2 separate regions of the Homo sapiens genome follow, and region 2 is linked to region 1. Evidence: chromatin loops called from intact Hi-C (ENCODE). Cell type or tissue: heart right ventricle. All regions are shown on one strand. Each heading gives the region's core, and the rest is flanking DNA. Links, peaks and the distances in the headings are about the cores only. Region 1 overlaps ATP5MJ (ATP synthase membrane subunit j). Region 2 overlaps COA8 (cytochrome c oxidase assembly factor 8).

Region 1 (8,052 bases), core at 1,177-5,176:
TGCTTTTTTTTCCTTCCTTTTATTTTAGATAAAAGAAGTAAGGCTTTGAAAGGTAAGATTTTTGCTTCTGAAAATGGTTGGGAATGGAAAACAGCATCATGTCTTTTCAGGACAAGGTATATCGTTGTTCTCAATTGAAATCGAAACACAGTTCAGTATATATGTAAGGTGCAGTTGAAATGCTTCACAGCTTGAAGTTTGCTATGCCTGCTGGGAAAGAGAATTCTGAATTTCTGCTTTTTATAGTCAAGTGGATCAAGTAAAACTTCCAGGAGTAATAGAGGAATGGATTAATTAGAGGTAGTCGATATCATCACCAATAGGGAAGCACAAGTGAGCTGTGCAAGCATGCTGTCCTAGAAGTTCCCTAATGATGTCGTTTTATTTTGTTTATTGTTTTTTGAGACGGAGCCTCGCTCTGTCGCCCAGGCTGGACTGCAGTGCTGCGATCTCAGCTCACTGCAAGCTCCGCCTCCCAGGTTCATGCCGTTCTCCTGCCTCAGCCTTCTGAGTAGCTGGGACTACAGGCACCTGCCGCCACGCCTGGCTAATGTTTTGTATTTTTAGTAGAGATAGGGTTTCACATAGCCAGGATGGTCTGGATCTCCTGACCTTGTGATCCACCCGCCTCAGCCTACCCGTAATGATGTGTTTTTAATGGTTTGGTTTTGTTTTTTGGGTTTTTTTTTTTTTGAGACAGAGTCTCGCTGTGTTGCCCAGGCTGGAGTGCAGTGGCACAATCTTGGCTCACTGCAACCTCCGCCTTCCAGGTTCAAGCAATTCTCCTGCCTTAGCCTCCCAAGTAGCTGGGATTACAGGTGCCCGCCACCATACCCGGCTAATTTTTTGTATTTTTAGTAGAGATGGGGTTGGCCGGCTGGTTTCAAACTCCTACCTCAGGTGATCCACCTGCCTTGGCCTCCCAAAGTGTTGGGATTACAGGCGTGAGCCACTGCGCCTGGCCTTTAATGTATTTTGAAAGAAAGCGCCTTATAAATTTATGCCAGAGTGACAATGAAACTGTAGCCATTTGAATGTTACACAAACCCAGGACTGGCTACATGAGTTTGAGGAGGAGGTGTTTCCCTGCCTCTCTCTTTGCGCTGTGGGTGACCACTGCCTGTCTGCTGTCATTACATGAACCCTTAAGCACTCTGGGTGTTTCATATAGAAATAATCCTACTTTTCAATAGTATTGAAAGGTGTCATTTATCTTTTTGGACTGTTGATCAACTTCTTTTGATACTTGTTTAATAAATTACATCCAACTTGTTCCTTCCTTCTTAAATCATATTTATATATGCATCTCTTTCAAAAGCTTCAGCGCCTGCTCCTGGTCATCACTAACCAGATTTACTTGGAGTACATGTGAAAGAAAACGTCAGTCTGCCTGTAAATTTCAGCAAGCCGTGTTAGATGGGGAGCGTGGAACGTCACTGTACACTTGTATAAGTACCGTTTACTTCATGGCATGAATAAATGGATCTGTGAGATGCACTGCTACCTGGTACTGCTTTCAGTGTGTTCCCCCTCAGCCCCTCCGGCGTGTCAGGCATACTCTGAGTAGATAATTTGTCATGCAGCGCATGCAATCAGAATCTCACTGAGCCACCCATCATTGTGAAATAATTACCTCAGTTGTACAGGACTTGGTGATCAGGATCCAGGCACTCACTTGTATTCTACTGCTCAATAAACGTTTATTAAACTTGATCCTGCTACTTATCTTGTGGCCTCTCTGAGCCTCTTGTTTTCTTATTTGGAAAATGGAGATGTTAATTATGTAAGCTCTAACTTACAGTTATTATGAGGATAAATAAGAGAAAGATTTAAACTATGAAGTCCTTTAGAAATAAGGTAGCATTCAATGACATAGTAGTTGAAATTATAAGCTGTAGGAGAATATTGCATCAGGAAATAATCACAAGGCAAAGTACATAATAAGCCAATTGAAAAAAAAAGCCAATTGATTCTAGTTAGGCTAGTATCAAATGCATACTGCATAATATTTGTCTCCATCTAAGACAATTACCAAGATCCCTAAATTGTGCGCTAAAAAGATTCTAAAGCAGCAAGCATGGGGGTAAAAGTGAGTCCAGTTTGAAATCTGGCACTCTGCAGGTGGGTAGGAGAGCAGCTGTGGAATGGGGGTGGTGGCTGCACCCTGGGTGTCCTGTCCTCTTGAGACCATCCTGTTTATCATCTGTGTCTCTGGCATTTAGCCTCATTAGGTCTGGCCCATGGTAGATGTCCAACAGATGACGGAGATCTCTCTGAGCCTCAGTTTCTTTTGTAAGACAACCAAAACCTGTCATGGCTTCCTCCAACAGCCTCAGGGTTGTTGGGCTGTGTGAGAAGTTTGCAGGAAAGCATTACACAGCATCAGTGGAAGTCAGCGTCAGGTCGTGTGAGATTCAGAGGGTTTGGTTCTGACACAGGAATCACATTTTTCCTGCGAACGTATTTTGTTCTCTTCTGCCTCCAGAAGATGAATCTGCTGTGGTACAGAAAGGCCCTACCTTTAAAATTATCCATCTGCCCAGCTGCTCAGGCTTGAGAGTGCATTAGAATCACCTGGAAGGCCCTAACAGCCAGCTGGGCCCCAGTGTTCTGATTGCACTGCTGTAGGAAGGAGCCCAAGAACTTGTATGTCTAACAAGCATCCAGGACATGCGGATGCCAGGACCCCAGCTGGAAAATTTCTAATGATACAAAGAACCCAGGCCTGCCCTATCACAGCCTTCACATCCACTGCACTGGCACCAGGCTCCAGCCCTGTGTCACGCATCTTAGTGCATTTAGTCCACCTTAGAACCTAGTGAGGCATCAGTACAGGCCCTGACTTTCAGAACAGGAAACAGGCTGAGAGGCAGTAACACGCTACAGATGTCGCAGTTAGCAAGCACTGGGGCTAGGACTTGAACCCCCAGAACCTGAACTCTCCTCCAAAGGGAGGTGAGGACGGATGGGAGCTGCCCTCCCCACCCCCACCCCCCACCTCACCCCCGGAAGCAGAGATTGATGTGTCTGACCCAGGAGGGCTTCCCCACAAAGGCTGGGCCATTCCTCTTCTCCCTTTACTACTTAAGGCTTCCTTTGGCAAATTACCAGGGTAGGTTGGGCCCAGTGGCTCACGCCTGCACTTTGGGAGGCTGAGGCGGGCAGATCGCTTGAACCCAGGAGTTTGAGATCAGCCTGGGCAACATGGCGAAACCCCATCTCTACAAAAAATAACAAAAATTATCCAGGCGTAGCGGTGTGCGCCTGTAATCCCAGCTACTGGGGAGGCTGATGCTTGAGGATTGTTTGAGCTTAGGTCGAGACTGCAGTGAGCCAAGATCACACCACTGCATTCCAGCATGGGCGACAGAACGAGACCCTGTCTCAAAAAGAAAACAAAAAATAATTGCATTTGCTATCCCAGAACTCACTCACACACTGAATCCCTCGGGGTTTTGGAAACAACCAGGTCTTGTCCCGAAGGCAGCCTGTAGGTGGAGCTAGAGAATGTCACCTGGGCTTCCCCGTGGGCGAGGAGCACGGGGCCAGGAGGATCTGTTGAAAGGAGCATTTGGAGGGCGGTGCCAATGGGCAAGAGGTATGCACAGAGAGCCACGGGAGTGGGCAGGGCCAGTTCAGGAAGGAATCCCAGAGGCTTTTTGTCCCAAAGCCTACGCATTCGTGCTGCTCTGACTTAATGCAGTGCTCAGCTGTGCTGCAGAGTAACGACAAAGGCTGGGAGGAGAGGAAGTGGCTCACAGGCAGCTGAAGGTGTCATTTTAAACAACGTGCTCTAAGTTAGCCTCAGATGAGACTCTAGGAGAAGGCATGGTGTTTCTTCTTGATTGTCACTGTATCCCAGGGGTACACGCACCCCAACCAGAGGCTTTGGAGGGTGTGCTTCCTGCCACCCTCAAGGGAGTTGTCTCTGTCAAGCTAACGGATCCCGAGTTCCGGGGTGCCAGGCCGTAGTCTGCTTCATTTTTATCTGCACAATAACCCGTGAGCCCATACCATCACCCCATTTCACAGCTGAAGAAATGGATGCCCAGACAGGATAAGTAGTTTGTACTAGAGGATAACTACCTGGCTAACAAACCAACTAGTTAACTGGTTGGCCAGGATTCAAAATCTGACCCGCTTCAGAATCGGGACTCGGACCACAGCGTGGCTTCAGAGAGCTCCTTCACCTGTGCTGGGCGTGCGTTGCCGTCGGGGATGCGGCGGTGGTTAGCACACGTTCTCTTCACTCCCTGAACACAGAGGCTAGAGAACAGACCTGCAGACACACAGTGCCAGTGCTTGGCAGACACAATCCTGGACGTCTGTGCTGTTAGGAACCGTCTGACGGGCGCCAGCATCAGGCCTCGCTGCACACGGGCCTTGGAGCAAGCACAGCACCTGCTCAACAGCCAGCTCTGAGCACGGACCCTGCTTCCACCCTTCAGACAAACCAGCCACCAAGAGGCATTTCTGGTACGTACAGAGAAATGTGAACGTGGACTGGGTGTTAAGTGATGTTGAAGTGTTAATCTTATTAGGTGATCACCACCACAATAGTGGTATTGTAGTTATTAAAGAAAATTTCTTTGGTTTTAGAAATGGAGGTGCAGGCCGGGCACAGTGGATCATCTGAGGTCAGGGGTTCAAGACCAGCCTGGCCAACATGGTGAAACCGTGTCTCTACTAAAAATACAAAAACTAGCCAGGCGTGGTGGCACGCACCTGTAATCACAGCTACTTGGGAGGCTGAGGCATAAGAATTGCTTGAACCCAGGAGGCGGAGGTTGCAGTGAGCCGAGATCGTGCCATTGCACTCCAGCCTGGGCGACAGAGACTCTGTCTCAAAAAGAAAAAAGAAAGAAATGCAGGCGCAATTATGTAGGTGTGAAATGATACCTAGGATGTACTTTAAGATACACCAGCAAATACTAGCCAGTCAAAACAGATTGGGGGGACGGAGTCTCTAGATGGGATGAGATCGGTAATTGTGTAGAGGGTAGGGGGTGGACGTCTAGAAGTGCATTACAGAATTCACTCTGCATACATTTTAACTTTTCCCAATAAAAAGTTTTTAAAAATACTTTAAAAAAAAAGCCATGTGATGGAAGCCTGTGTTAGTATTATAATACCTGTTTGAGAAGCTGGCACTGTGCAGCCCCAGGAAATGAAGGTAACGACTCTGCGGGCGGCTCTGTCAGACAGTGACTGTCTCATCACCACTCTTCACAACAACCGCTCCCCTGATGTCTCTTACTACAAAGGAAGTCTCAGCTTTTTCACTTGTTTTCCCTCTTAAAGAATGATGTAATATAGGCCAGAGTTAATGAACACCTAAGTCTAGAGGGAAAATGTCAGAAAACTCTCATTTAGTTAGGAATAAAAACTTATTTTTTAAACCAGGCACAGTGGCTTATGCCTGTAATTCCAGCACTTTGGGAGGCCTAGGCCGGAGGATTGCTTGAGGCCAGGAGTTTGAGACCAGCCTGGGCAACATGGCAGAACCCTGTCTCTACAAGTAAATTTTAAAATTAGCTGGCTGTGACAGCTCACGCCTGTAATCCAAGCTACTCAGGAGGCTGAGGTGGGAGGATCGTTTGAGCCTGGGTAACCAAGGCTGCAGTGAGCTAGGGTTGTGCATTCCAGGTGGCAGAGTGAGACCTTGCCCCTCCCCCCCAAAAAAACCTTACTTTTTAAACTAAATTTACAACTCCAGACTGAATTTTTTATGGTTATAAAAACATTTTTAAAACTACAACTCAGGACTGAAATGTTCATGGTTATAAATGTTTCCATGCTGTCTTCCTGATCTGCTTTTTTTTCTTTTTTTTCTTTTTTTTTTTTTTTGAGATGGAGTCTTGCTCTCTTGCCCAGGCTGGAGTGCAGTGGCGCAGTCTCGGCTCACTGCAAGCTCTGCCTCCCGGTTTCACACCATTCTCCTGCCTCAGCCTCCCGAATAGCTGGAACTACAGGCGCCCGCCACCACGCGTGGCTAATTTTTTGTATTTTTATTAGAGACAGGGTTTCACTGTGTTAGCCAGGATGGTCTCGATCTCCTGACCTCGTGATCCGCCCGCCTCGGCCTCCCAAAGTGTTGGAATTACAGGCGTGAGCCACCTCGCCCAGCCTTTTTTTCTTTTCAAATATGGTAATACATTCAGTCTTTTCTGCCATCTTTATGGCTCTTGTTGCCCAGGCTGGAGTGCAATAGTGCGATCTCAGCTCACCACAACCTCCACCTCCCGGGTTCAAGCGATTCTCCTTTCAGCCTCCCGAGTAGCTGGGATTACAGGCATGCGCCACCACGCCCAGCTAATTTTGTATTTTTAGTAGAGATGGGGTTTCACCATCTTGGCCAGGCTGGTCTCGAACTCCCGACCTCAGGTGATCTGCCCGCCTTGGCCTCCCAAAGTGCTGGGATTACAGGCATGAACCACCGCGCCTGGTCTTTTTTGTTTGTTTGTTTTTGTTTTTGTTTTTGAGACGGAGTTTCGCTCTGTCACCCAAACTGGAGTGCAATGGCGTGATCTCCGCTCATTGCAACCTCCGCCTCCCAGGTTCACATCATTCTCCTGACTCAGCCTCCTGAGTAGCTGGGACTACAGGCATGTGCCACCACGCCTGGCTAATTTTTTGTATTTTTAGTAGAGACAGGATTTCACCATGTTAGCCAGGATGGTCTCCATCTCTGGACCTCGTGATCCGCCCACCTAGGCCTCACAAAGTGCTGGGATTACAGGGGTGAGCCACCGCACCCGGCCCAAGATCCGTCTTTACGTTTGAAAAAATATACTCCACTTCACAATAAAAAGGCTGAGTATTGCAATTTGAAAAACTTCCAATATACAACATCAAATGAATACTGTTTGGCTGAGAAAAATTTGAATTGACACGTCACTTTAAAGAAAAAAAGTTGGCCAGGCGCAGTGGCTCATGCCTGTAATCCCAGCACTTTGGGAGACCAAGGTGGGCGGATCACCTGAGGTCAAGAATTCGAGACCAGCCTGGCCAACATGGTGAAACCCTGTCTCTATTAAAAATACAAAATTAGCCGGGCGTGGTGGCACATGCCTGTAATGCCTGCTACTCAGGAGGCTGAGGCAGGAGAACTGCTTGAACCCAGGAGGTGGAGGTTGCAGTGAGCTGAGATTGCGCCACTGCACTTCCAGCCTGGGCGACAGAGACCCCGTCTCTGTCGAAAACAAAAAGTTGGATAATTAAAAAAACAAATTTGAGCATTTGGTATTTGGGTGTCTTAGAAGCCATCAAAAGAAGAGCCAAAGGTTTAGGCAGCTCAGAGCTGCAGGGAGCAAACCTCAGCCCTGGCATTATTGTAACCAAGGGACCAGCTCAAGCCAATTAACCAGTGCTTAAGTTAATTAGCTGACGCAGAGCCAGAATTGCCCAGGCGTGGGCAATGGGAAACACTTTAACCTCCTCATCCTTACCAGCAGCCTGGCCAGCCAGCTACATTGGCATCACCTGGGACCAGCTAGGAATGCCATAAAAGCTGGACCCACCCCCAGCTCAGGGAGGCAGAATTAAGCGTTGTCTCCCATCTCCTTGCAGTCCGCTCGCAATAAAGCTTTTTTCTTTCTTGGAAAGCTGGTGCCATAGTGTTGGCTTCTATGCGTGTCAGACACTGGGCCCATTGCTGAGTAACATGTCATCCTGAGCTACACTCACTGCACTGGTAGCTCCTTGGGACTCCAGGACCGAATTAGAGCAGGCAGCAGGCAGAGTTTGATGTGGCATCCTTGCTCCAGCATCCAGAGGAGGTGGGTTTCACAGAGTGGGAAAAAGTGTATTTCAGAGAGGGAGTTATTCACCACTAGCCATTTCAATAACCCCGAGCAGGTCGTGCAACCAAGACAGTTCACCCAACCCCGCCAAGACCCGCCTAACAACGCGGTGAGGAGGCTGCAGGCTCCCACAGAGCTCGCCCTCCCCCTGCAGGAGAAAGCGGCAGCTGGCGCTGGCCTCCCTAGCCCTGCTTCTACCACTGCTGCTGGCACCAAATGCAAGGCGTGAGGAAGAGGGTCGGGGTCTCAG
Region 2 (9,178 bases), core at 2,208-6,207, 340 kb after region 1:
GGTGAGTGGACTGCTTGAGCTCAGGAGTTTGAGACCAGCCTGGGCAACACGGCAAAACTCCGTCTCTACAAAAAACACAAAAATTAGGCAGGTGTGGTGCTGGCGTGCACCTGCAGTCCTAGCTACTTGGGAGGCTGAAGTGGGAGGATCACTTGAGCCCAGGAGGTCAAGGCTGCAGTAAGCCTAGATGGTGCCACTGCATTCCAGCCTGGGAGACAGAGTGAGACCCTGACTCAAGAAACAAAAAAAGAAATTAATAATAATTAACATTTTGACCCACTGGAATACATTTGTATTGCAGAGAGAACGAATCTAAATTTGTTCTTTTGGGCCAAAGCTTTCTCCAATATCACGTATTCAACAAAGCTCCCCTTCTCTTGGCTCTTGGGGACCTACATCCTCACGCATTGGTGCAACCGTGTACAAGACATGTGCTCTGGCCCAAGGTGACACGCCTGCTGCCCCACTCCCACTGCAGGCACCGTGGCCTGCTCACTTTCAACAGCTGCCAGAGCAGGCAGCTCCCTGTATGTTTCCCTTCCTTAACACATCCTGTCCTATTACCAAATTCAGTTTCAAACCTAATTTAAGGCCAGCCTTTCAATACTCAGCAAAGCCATCAATAGGATTCTGGGACCTTAGTAAGAATCAAAACAACTTCTCCCATCTGTTAGGAGAGTGGCTGTCTCCAAAGCCCTTCCAAGCTATGAGCCGACCTAGTCCTACCTGATATGATGACAGACCTATGGACACGGCACATGTGGTGTGCACACAAGCACACACACATGTACACACGTGCACGTACGCACACACATGCGTACACACGCACGCATACACGGCCAGGTCAGCATGGAATGCGCTGACAGCCATGGGGCGCGGCGAGGCCCAGTAAGGCTTTGCAATCCGACTCCCGACGTGAGAATCCAGGCCACGCCACATTCTCACTGTGCAATTCTGGTGAAGCCTCAGGTTGCTCATCTATAAAATGGTAAAGATAACAGTATCTACTTCATTGGGTCACTGTGGGAAATGCAACAGGTGATATATGCACAGGACTTGCACAGTGTCCAGCACAGGACCCAAAACTGTGAGTGCTCATTCTCATGCTTACTGCTGGATGCAGCATCTGCTCCAGCTCTGCCCCACAAGACCCCACCTCTCCAGGGCCCGCAAGACCCCACCTCTCCAGCAGCCAGCAAATAGCAACAGAGGTCCTGGCATGGGGGTGACTCAAGCTCCTGGCCCTTTATTCCAAATGAATCAGGTGAGGCAAAGGATTAGTAGGAATGGCACTTTAGCCCAATGACAGACTTGGCTTTTGGGGTCGATGATTTTGGATTTTCTATCAGAACAACTTTTTGGCAGCAGACATCTGTTTAACGAACAGCATGAGATGTTATTCAGGCCTAACACTGACACCAGGAGAAAATAAGGAGAGGCTATTTTGAGCACTGAACTGAGATCAGGAATCAGAAGAAAAGCTGCTTTGGAGGGAGAAGCTGCAAAGGCTGAGACCTCAGTACGAAAGTCAAAGGTCAGAGGTTGGTCATCCATCATAACCACCTAAAATCCGGAGAGAAAGGAGGGAGCTGAGATTGGAGAGCCATGCCTGGGAACTGGGTGTGCAAGAGAACTTGGACAGGGGTGTGCCGAGCACTGCCCCAAAGCAGGCCAAGGACCGCCCTGAACTTCCCCACCTCTCTCACCGCCCTTCCTTTCCCTTTTCATGGACTAGCTCAAACGCAAAGAAAGCAAAAAAAACAATCAAACAAACACACTAACCTGATTCAGTTCTCAGGCCCAGGCCTTTAGTTTTTAGTCTTGAGTGAATAAATTCTTCTTTTTCCTTAAAAAAAAAAAAAAAAAAAAAAAAAGGCTCTCAGAACTCCTTTCTCTGTCTTTCCATTTTTCTTTGGCTAGAGCACAGCTCACGGTGTACTGGAGAAGTTTAGATGTGGATTTTCTGAGAAGCTAGTGACCCATCTCAAAGCTCGTTTAAAACCCTCTGAATGTGGTTAAAAGTTTTGTGCTTGAAACAGGATTTGAGAAGATGTTCAATAAACTTTGGGAGACGCTGTTTGTTTATAAATCCACAGAATAGGTCAGGCACAGTGGCTCACACCCATAATGCCAGCACTTTGGGAGGACGAGGTGGGTGGATCACCTGAGGTCAGGAGTTCCAGACCAGCCTGGCCAACATGGAGAAACCCCGTCTCTACTAAAAATACAAAAATTAGCCCAATGTGATGGTGGGCACCTGTAATCCCACCTACTTAGGAGGCTGAGGCGGGAGAACTGCTTGAACCCAGGAGGCGGAGGTTGCAGTGAGCCGAGATCACGCCACTGCACTCCAGCCTGGACAACAGAGTGAGACTCTGTCTCAAAACAAAAACAACAACAACAAAAAAAACCCTCCACAGAATATGATAAATATACCCCACCAGACATAGCCCACTCAAATGGAAAGTCAAAGTTTAAATGTTGCCGGGCACGATGGCTCATGCCTGTAATCCCAGCACTTTGGGAGGCCAAGGCAGGCGAATCACCTGAAGGTCAGGGGTTCAAGACCAGCCTGGCCAATGTGGTGAAACCCCATCTCTTCTAAACATACAAAAATTAGCCGGGTGTGGTGGCGGGCGCCTGTAATCCCAGCTACTTGGGAGGCTGAGGCAGGAGAATCGCTTGAACCAGGGAGGTGGAGGTTGCAGTGAGCTGAGATCATGTCACTGCACTCCAGCCTGGGCAACAGGAGTGAAACTCCATCTCAGAAGAAAAAAAAAAAAGTTAAATGTTTTTCTTCTGGTTTAGACTATTTATACTTCTTTCTTACACAGTTTATTTATAAGTATCCTGTTAAGAATTTTGAATTCTCTGCTGGGCATGGTGGCTTATGCTTGTAATCCCAACACTTTGGGAGGCCGAGGTGGGCGGATCACGAGGTCAGGAGATCAAGACCATCCTGGCCAACAGAGTGAAATCCCATCTCCACTAAAAGTACAAAAATTAGCTGGGCACGGAGGTGTGTGCCTGTAATCCCAGCTACTCGGGAGGGTGAGGCAAGAGAATCACCTGAACCTGGGAGGTGGAGGGTGCAGTAAGCTGAGATCGCACCACTGCACTCCAGCTTGGTGACAGAGCGAGACTCCGTCTCAAAAAAGAAAAAAATTTTTTTTTTTTTGAATTCTCAGGAAGAATGACAACACATCACAAAAACGGGTTTCTTTTTGAGGGTCTCACTCCTGTCACCCAGACTGGAGTGCAATGGCGCGCTCTCGGCTCATTGCAACCTCCGCCTCCTGGGTTCAAGCAATTCTTGTGCCTCAGCCTCCCAAGTCATGGGGATCACAGGCATATGCCACCACACCTGGCTCATTTTTATATTTTTAGTAGAGATAAGGTTTCGCTACGTTGGCCAGGCTGCTCTCAAACTCCTGGCTTCAAGTGATCCACCCCTCTCAGCCTCCCAAAGTGCTGGGATTGCAGAGCCATCATGCCCCACCTAAAAAAACCGGTATTCTCATAAAGATAAACACACACACCTATGTGTGTAAAACATGTACTTCTAGTTCTGGCTCTGCTGCTCACACATTGCATCCTTCAAAGTCTCAAGATCTGTGGTTCTACGAATGACCATTTCTTATATACAGTTACATATTAGTTTTTAAAACTATATGCATATATGTACATACAGTGCGGGGGATGGACTGAGACCCAGTACTACCACGTAACAAATAGCAAAGCAATATACTAAACACCTAGCACCCTCAAGTGGCCAACTGTGTTATTTCTCATTCTGATCTAAAACTTTTTTTTCTTTTTTTTTTTTTGAGACGAGTCTGGCTCTGTCACCCAGGCTGGAGTGCAGTGGCGCAATCTCCGCTCACTGCAAGCTCTGCCTCCCGGGTTCACGCCATTCTCCTGCCTCAGCCTCCCGAGTAGCTGGAACTACAGGCGCCCGCCACCACGCCGGGCTAATTTTTTGTATTTTTAGTAGAGACAGGGTTTCACCGTGTTAGCCAGGATGGTCTCGATCTCCTGACCTCGTGATCTGCCCACCTCGGCATCCCGAAGTGCTGGGATTACAGGCGTGAGCCACCGCACCCTTCCGTTCTGATCTAAAACTTAAACTTACCTTACTAAAAGTCAAATTCTGGTTTGCCCAGAACTGTTGATTCCATTCTTGTGTTTCTTGTCTTAATTTTCTAAGCTTTTGTTCCAATGGAGATTCATTTTCAGGTATGTAAAAGTGAACAGGTCGAAGGTTTGAATATTTATCTGGGGGTCCTATCCAATCATGGCAAGACTTTCTTGGAGGGCAGAATCTTGAGACCTTTAACAAAGTAAATTGGATTAACATATGACAAAATGAATCTCTAGTATTATAAAATGTACAATCTGGATTTATTTATTTACTTAGAGACGGAGTCTCGCTCTGTTGCCAGACTGGAGTGTAGTGGCGTGATCTCAGCCAAAGTGCTGGGATTACAAGTAGGAGCCACCACACAGGGCCTAGTTTCTGGTTTAAATAATAACAGCCCTTTCCCGAAACTCAACCACCTTTGCTAAGCTTTCTTTTTTTTTTTTGAGACAGAGTCTCACTCTGTCGCTCAGGCTGGAGGGCAGTGGCGAGATCTCGGCTCACTGCAAGCTCCGCCTCCCAGGTTCACGCCATTCTCCTGCCTCAGCCTCCCAAGTAGCTGGGACTACAGGCGCCCATCACCACGCCCGGCTAATTTTTTTGTATTTTTTAGTGGAGATGGGGTTTCACCCTGTTAGCCAGGATGGAGCTAAGCTTTCTTAAGCTAATGAGAGACCCTACCAGGCTAGGAGGAGGTGAGGAGTCTGAATTCTGGTAAGGTGCCAGCCATCATTCCAGAGGTCACAAGATCTGCAACTTCTCCAATTACTCCTGCATCTCTATTGCAGAACCTAAGATTGGCTTTTTGAGATATCTTTTCAGGTTTTTTGCAAGTCCAACGTGATGGCTCCTCCTGGACCCGCCCAGAAGCCACTCGGCATGCAGGAGGATGAGTCCCACACCCCTGTGATTGCACCCAGACCAATCGGCAGCAAGCACCCATTGCCTAGCCACCTCCACCCCTTCCTCCAAACTATTTTTGAAAAAATCTAGCCCCCAGATGCGAGGAGAGACTGATTTGAGTAATAACTCTTCCATGTAGCATGGCTGGCCTCACATCAATTAAACTCTTTCTTTTTTTTGAGATGGAGTCTCGCTCTATCGCCCAGGCTAGAGTGCAGTGGTGTGATCTTGGCTCACTGCAACCTCCGCCTCCCGGGTTCAAGCGATTCTCCTGCCTCAGCCTCCTGAGTAGCTGGGATTATAGGCATATGCCACCACGCCCGGCTAATTTTTGCATTTTTAGTAGAGATGGGGTTTCACCATGTTGACCAGGCTGATCTTGAACTCCTGACCTCAGGTGATCTGCCTGCCTCAGCCTCCCAAAGTGCTGGGATTACAGGCGTGAGCCACCGTGCCTGGCCCTAAACTCTTTCTTTACTGCAATGCCATGGTCTCCATGAACTGGTTTTGTTTGTGCAATGGGCAAGAAGAACTGTCAGGGAGTTATAGTGGGGGGACCCTGCTATTCAAGACCTGAAACTATACTGCTCATCGTCAGGGTTAAAATACACTGATTTGATGCTGGATCAATTTAGGAATCCTTTTTAGAAAGTAAAGGCAGGATTGCAATACAGACCTTCAACATTTTACCCATCAGTCTAAAAACTATATACAATCACCAAATATCCCATTAAAAAAATAAAACCTACATTTCTAGCCAGGTGCGGTGGCTCACGCCTGTAATCCCAGCACTTTGGGAGGCTGAGGTGGGTGGATCACCTAAGGTCGGGAGTTCGAGACCAGCCTGACCAACATGGTGAAACCCCATCTCTACTAAAAATACAAAAATTAGCCATGCGTGGTGGCCGGCACCTGTAGTCCCAGCTATATGAGAGGCTGAGCCAGGAGAATTGCTTGAACCTGGGAGGCAGAGGTTGCAGTGAGCCGAGATCGCACCACTGCATTCCAGCCTGGGCGACAGAGCGAGACTCCGTCTCAAAAAAAAACAAACAAACAAAAAACCAAAACCTAGATTTCTACAAATGTTGACTTTTATTATTTTTTTCCTTATCATACATTAAAGGACTCAGAAAATGTTCATGGGCTTCTCCCCCAAGTCTTTGCATCTGTGATATTTAGCTGTTGGTAGAAACTAAGGTGAGTCCCACCAAAGGGACGGCACCACGGTCCACCCCCCTAGACTGTGGCCCAGGACGGCGACTCCTTCCCTCCTCCGAGCTGACCCGGGTGTCTGCAGCTCAGTGGGTTTCGCGCTAACCGTGCATGACCACTGTCCAGGGCTGCACCCGCTCTTTTCTGCTCACAGGCTCCCCATCAGGAAATGTTAAAGGAGCCACCTAATAATTAGCTGCTTTTTCTAGCTGCCCACATATCACAAAGCAAGCTCAGAGAGGTGTCAAGTGTGTTCGGCTACTTTTCCATATTTATCTACCAGTTATCACTCACATAAACTGCTTTACGGATAAAGCTGGTGTACCGATATTTTCAAATCATTGTTTGCCATTATAATGTGAGAGATGTTATCTTCCTTTGTTCTTCCCTATAACCACATGTTTCTGCCTTTATTCACGGAGGAGCTACTATTTAAAAGCGAGGACAAGCAGCTTGGGGGAGGAAAATGTCCTTTGGTAAGAGGAAGAGCCCTTTGTAGTGCGAATAATTACCATAATTGCTAGTTTCCACAGTACAAGCCTATGATTCATGGTGTCCCATTGGCTATGCTGGGGACAGAAGGCTCTTCCATCCGGCCCTCATGTCTGCGGGGAGGGCACGCTAGACCCTCACAGTCTCCTGAGAAGCAGCCTCAGTTCTGCCCTTGTCACAGAGAGGCACATGTGCATTCCTACTGGTCAGGCCGAATCTGCATCTTTGGGTCTGGGAGGGGAGTTAACCTTCCGGTTCTTGTGAAAATCTTTTTTCAGCCGGGCGCGGTGGCTCACGCCTGTCATCCCAGCACTTTGGGAAGCCGAAGCAGGTGGATCATTTGAGGTCAGGAGTTCGAGACCAGCCTGGCCAACATGGTGAAACCCCGCCTCTACTTAAAATACCAAAAAATAAGCTGGGCGTGGTGGTGTGCACCTGTAATCCCAGCTACTTGGGAGGCTGAGGCACAAGAATTGCTTGAACCTGGGAGGCGGAGGTTGCAGTGAACCAAGATCGTGTCACTGCACTCCAACCTGGGTGACAGAGTGAGACCCTGTCACTATATATATATATATATATATATATACACACACACATATATATATACGTATACATATATATATATATACACACACACGTATATATGTGTGTATATGTGTACATGTGTGTGTATATGTGTATGTGTGTGTATATATATGTATACATGTGTGTATATATATGTGTGTATATATGTGTGTGTGTATGTATGTATGTATGTGTGTGTATATATATATATACATATCTCCTTTCTTCTTAACTGTAAATTGGCAGGCTGGAGAGCCCTACACCAGGCTTCTCCATGCTGGCTCTGCAGGCCAGGCCTGCCTCTCCAGCCCCCTCTGCTTTTACTAAGCTCCTGAGTACTCCACCAAGGAGCACTCCCACCCCAGCATCTCTCCCTCCAGAAGCCAAGATTCGGAAGGGGAGACACTGAGACGTTTCTCCTGCACCCTATTCCTGGAAGTGCCCGTACATGACACAAAGCTACCATGGGGAAACCACCAGGGAATAATGAAGAGAAAAATGTTAGCAAGCTCTTAGCGTTCTTGCTTCCTGTTCTAACTCTCAGTTCTATAAAGGCTTTGAGTTCCCATCTGAGAAGGAGTCAGGAACTTCATATTTACTGAGGGTTAGGGTCCCCAGCCCCCTATTCTACATGGATGCTAGACAAATCCGCAAACCCGATCCAGCAATATAAAAGAAGGATAATCCACCAGAAGGGCAAACACTAGAAAGTCAATGAAAACAGTCTCCTAATTTCAGGAATGCCAACGAGATGGGAGAGCTATCCAGGCTGGAACACTTTCACCCAACGCTGGAGTGACCACAGCAGGAAGCCACCCCTGCTGTATACATACGTTAATTATTTTTATTATCTTTAAGGCCCTAGTCAACCATCTCTTTCCCACCACCAACAGACACAAGGCCTGCACCTCAGTATTGTCTAAAGATGATTAGACAATTTGTCTAAAGATGATTTGTGGGCTGGGCTTGGTGGTTTACACTTGTAATCCCAGCACCTTGGGAAGCCGAGGTAGGTGGACTGCTTGAGCTCAGGAGTTTGAGGCCAGCCTGGGCAACAAAGTGAGACCCCATCTCTATAAAAAAAATTTTTGTTTTCAGTCTCTGTAGAGACTGTCAAAAATTGCCAGTGCTGACTATATTGCAAGTCATCACGGCAGGGTATTGGGAAAAGTTTTCAATTATCAATAATCACACCTCAGATAAATCTCATTGGCTACAATACTGCCGCTGTGCAAAGCTACAAAAAAAAATTTTTTTTTTTTTTTTTTTTTGAGAAAGAGTCTCGCATTGTTGCCCAGGCTGGAGTGCAGTGGCGCGATCTTGGCTCACTGCAGCCTCCGCCTACCAGGTTCAAGCAATTCTCCTGCCTCAGCCTCCCGAGTAGCTGGGATTACAGGCATGCGCCACCACGCCCGGCTAATTTTTGTATTTTCAGTAGAGACGGTGTTTCACCACGTTGGCCAGGCTGGTCTTGAATTCCTGACCTCAGATGATCCACCTGCCTCGGCCTTCCAACGTGCTGAGATTACAGGCACGAGCCACCGCGCCCTGCCAAAAAAATTTTAAAAATCAGCCAGGTGCGGTGGCACATGCCTGTAGCCCCAGCTACTAAAGAGGCTGAGGCAGGAAGATTACTTGAGCCAGTGAGGTTGAGGCTGTGGTGAGCTATGTTTGTGCCACTGCACTCCAGCCTGGGCAACAGAGCAAGACCCTATGTCCAAAAAAGGGAAAAATATGGTTATTTGTGGACTTGTTCCAACCCTCCTCCTCTCAGAAGTTAGGTGCCCAACAGGCAGGCCCAGGGTGGTGCTCCCTTGCATCCTCAGGAGACCCTGCCTGGAGCTGCAAACAATAAACTTCTGATAGATT

The links. Peaks named below come from ENCODE experiments on the same cell type or tissue, not always from the same donor. Only the 100,000 strongest peaks of a DNase experiment are listed, where the experiment ranks them.
Region 2: it touches region 1 in a loop (2.9-fold over the local background); 43 of 110 quality-filtered maps call a loop at or near these places.

What each region holds. Positions count from the first base shown.
Region 1 is chr14:103,905,961-103,914,012 of GRCh38, reverse strand. It overlaps ATP5MJ (ATP synthase membrane subunit j), which reads left to right. Exons shown (of 4, transcript NM_004894.3): 3 at 29-52; 4 at 1,319-1,725. The coding sequence ends at 1,347. Among named protein-coding and RNA genes, the nearest start is that of ATP5MJ, 12 kb to the left of the region's middle. RefSeq lists an enhancer at 2,727-3,227. In heart right ventricle, for the core only: a CTCF peak has its summit at 3,483 (motif pointing right); a DNase peak (open chromatin) is centred at 3,592; H3K4me3 peaks cover 362 bases; H3K27ac peaks cover 706 bases.
Region 2 is chr14:103,566,775-103,575,952 of GRCh38, reverse strand. COA8 (cytochrome c oxidase assembly factor 8) reads right to left here. Exons shown (of 5, transcript NM_001370595.2): 2 at 4,133-4,330; 3 at 1,783-1,846. It also overlaps the pseudogene RNU4-68P. Among named protein-coding and RNA genes, the nearest start is that of COA8, 8.4 kb to the right of the region's middle. In heart right ventricle, for the core only: a CTCF peak has its summit at 3,764 (motif pointing left); a DNase peak (open chromatin) is centred at 3,757; H3K27ac peaks cover 774 bases.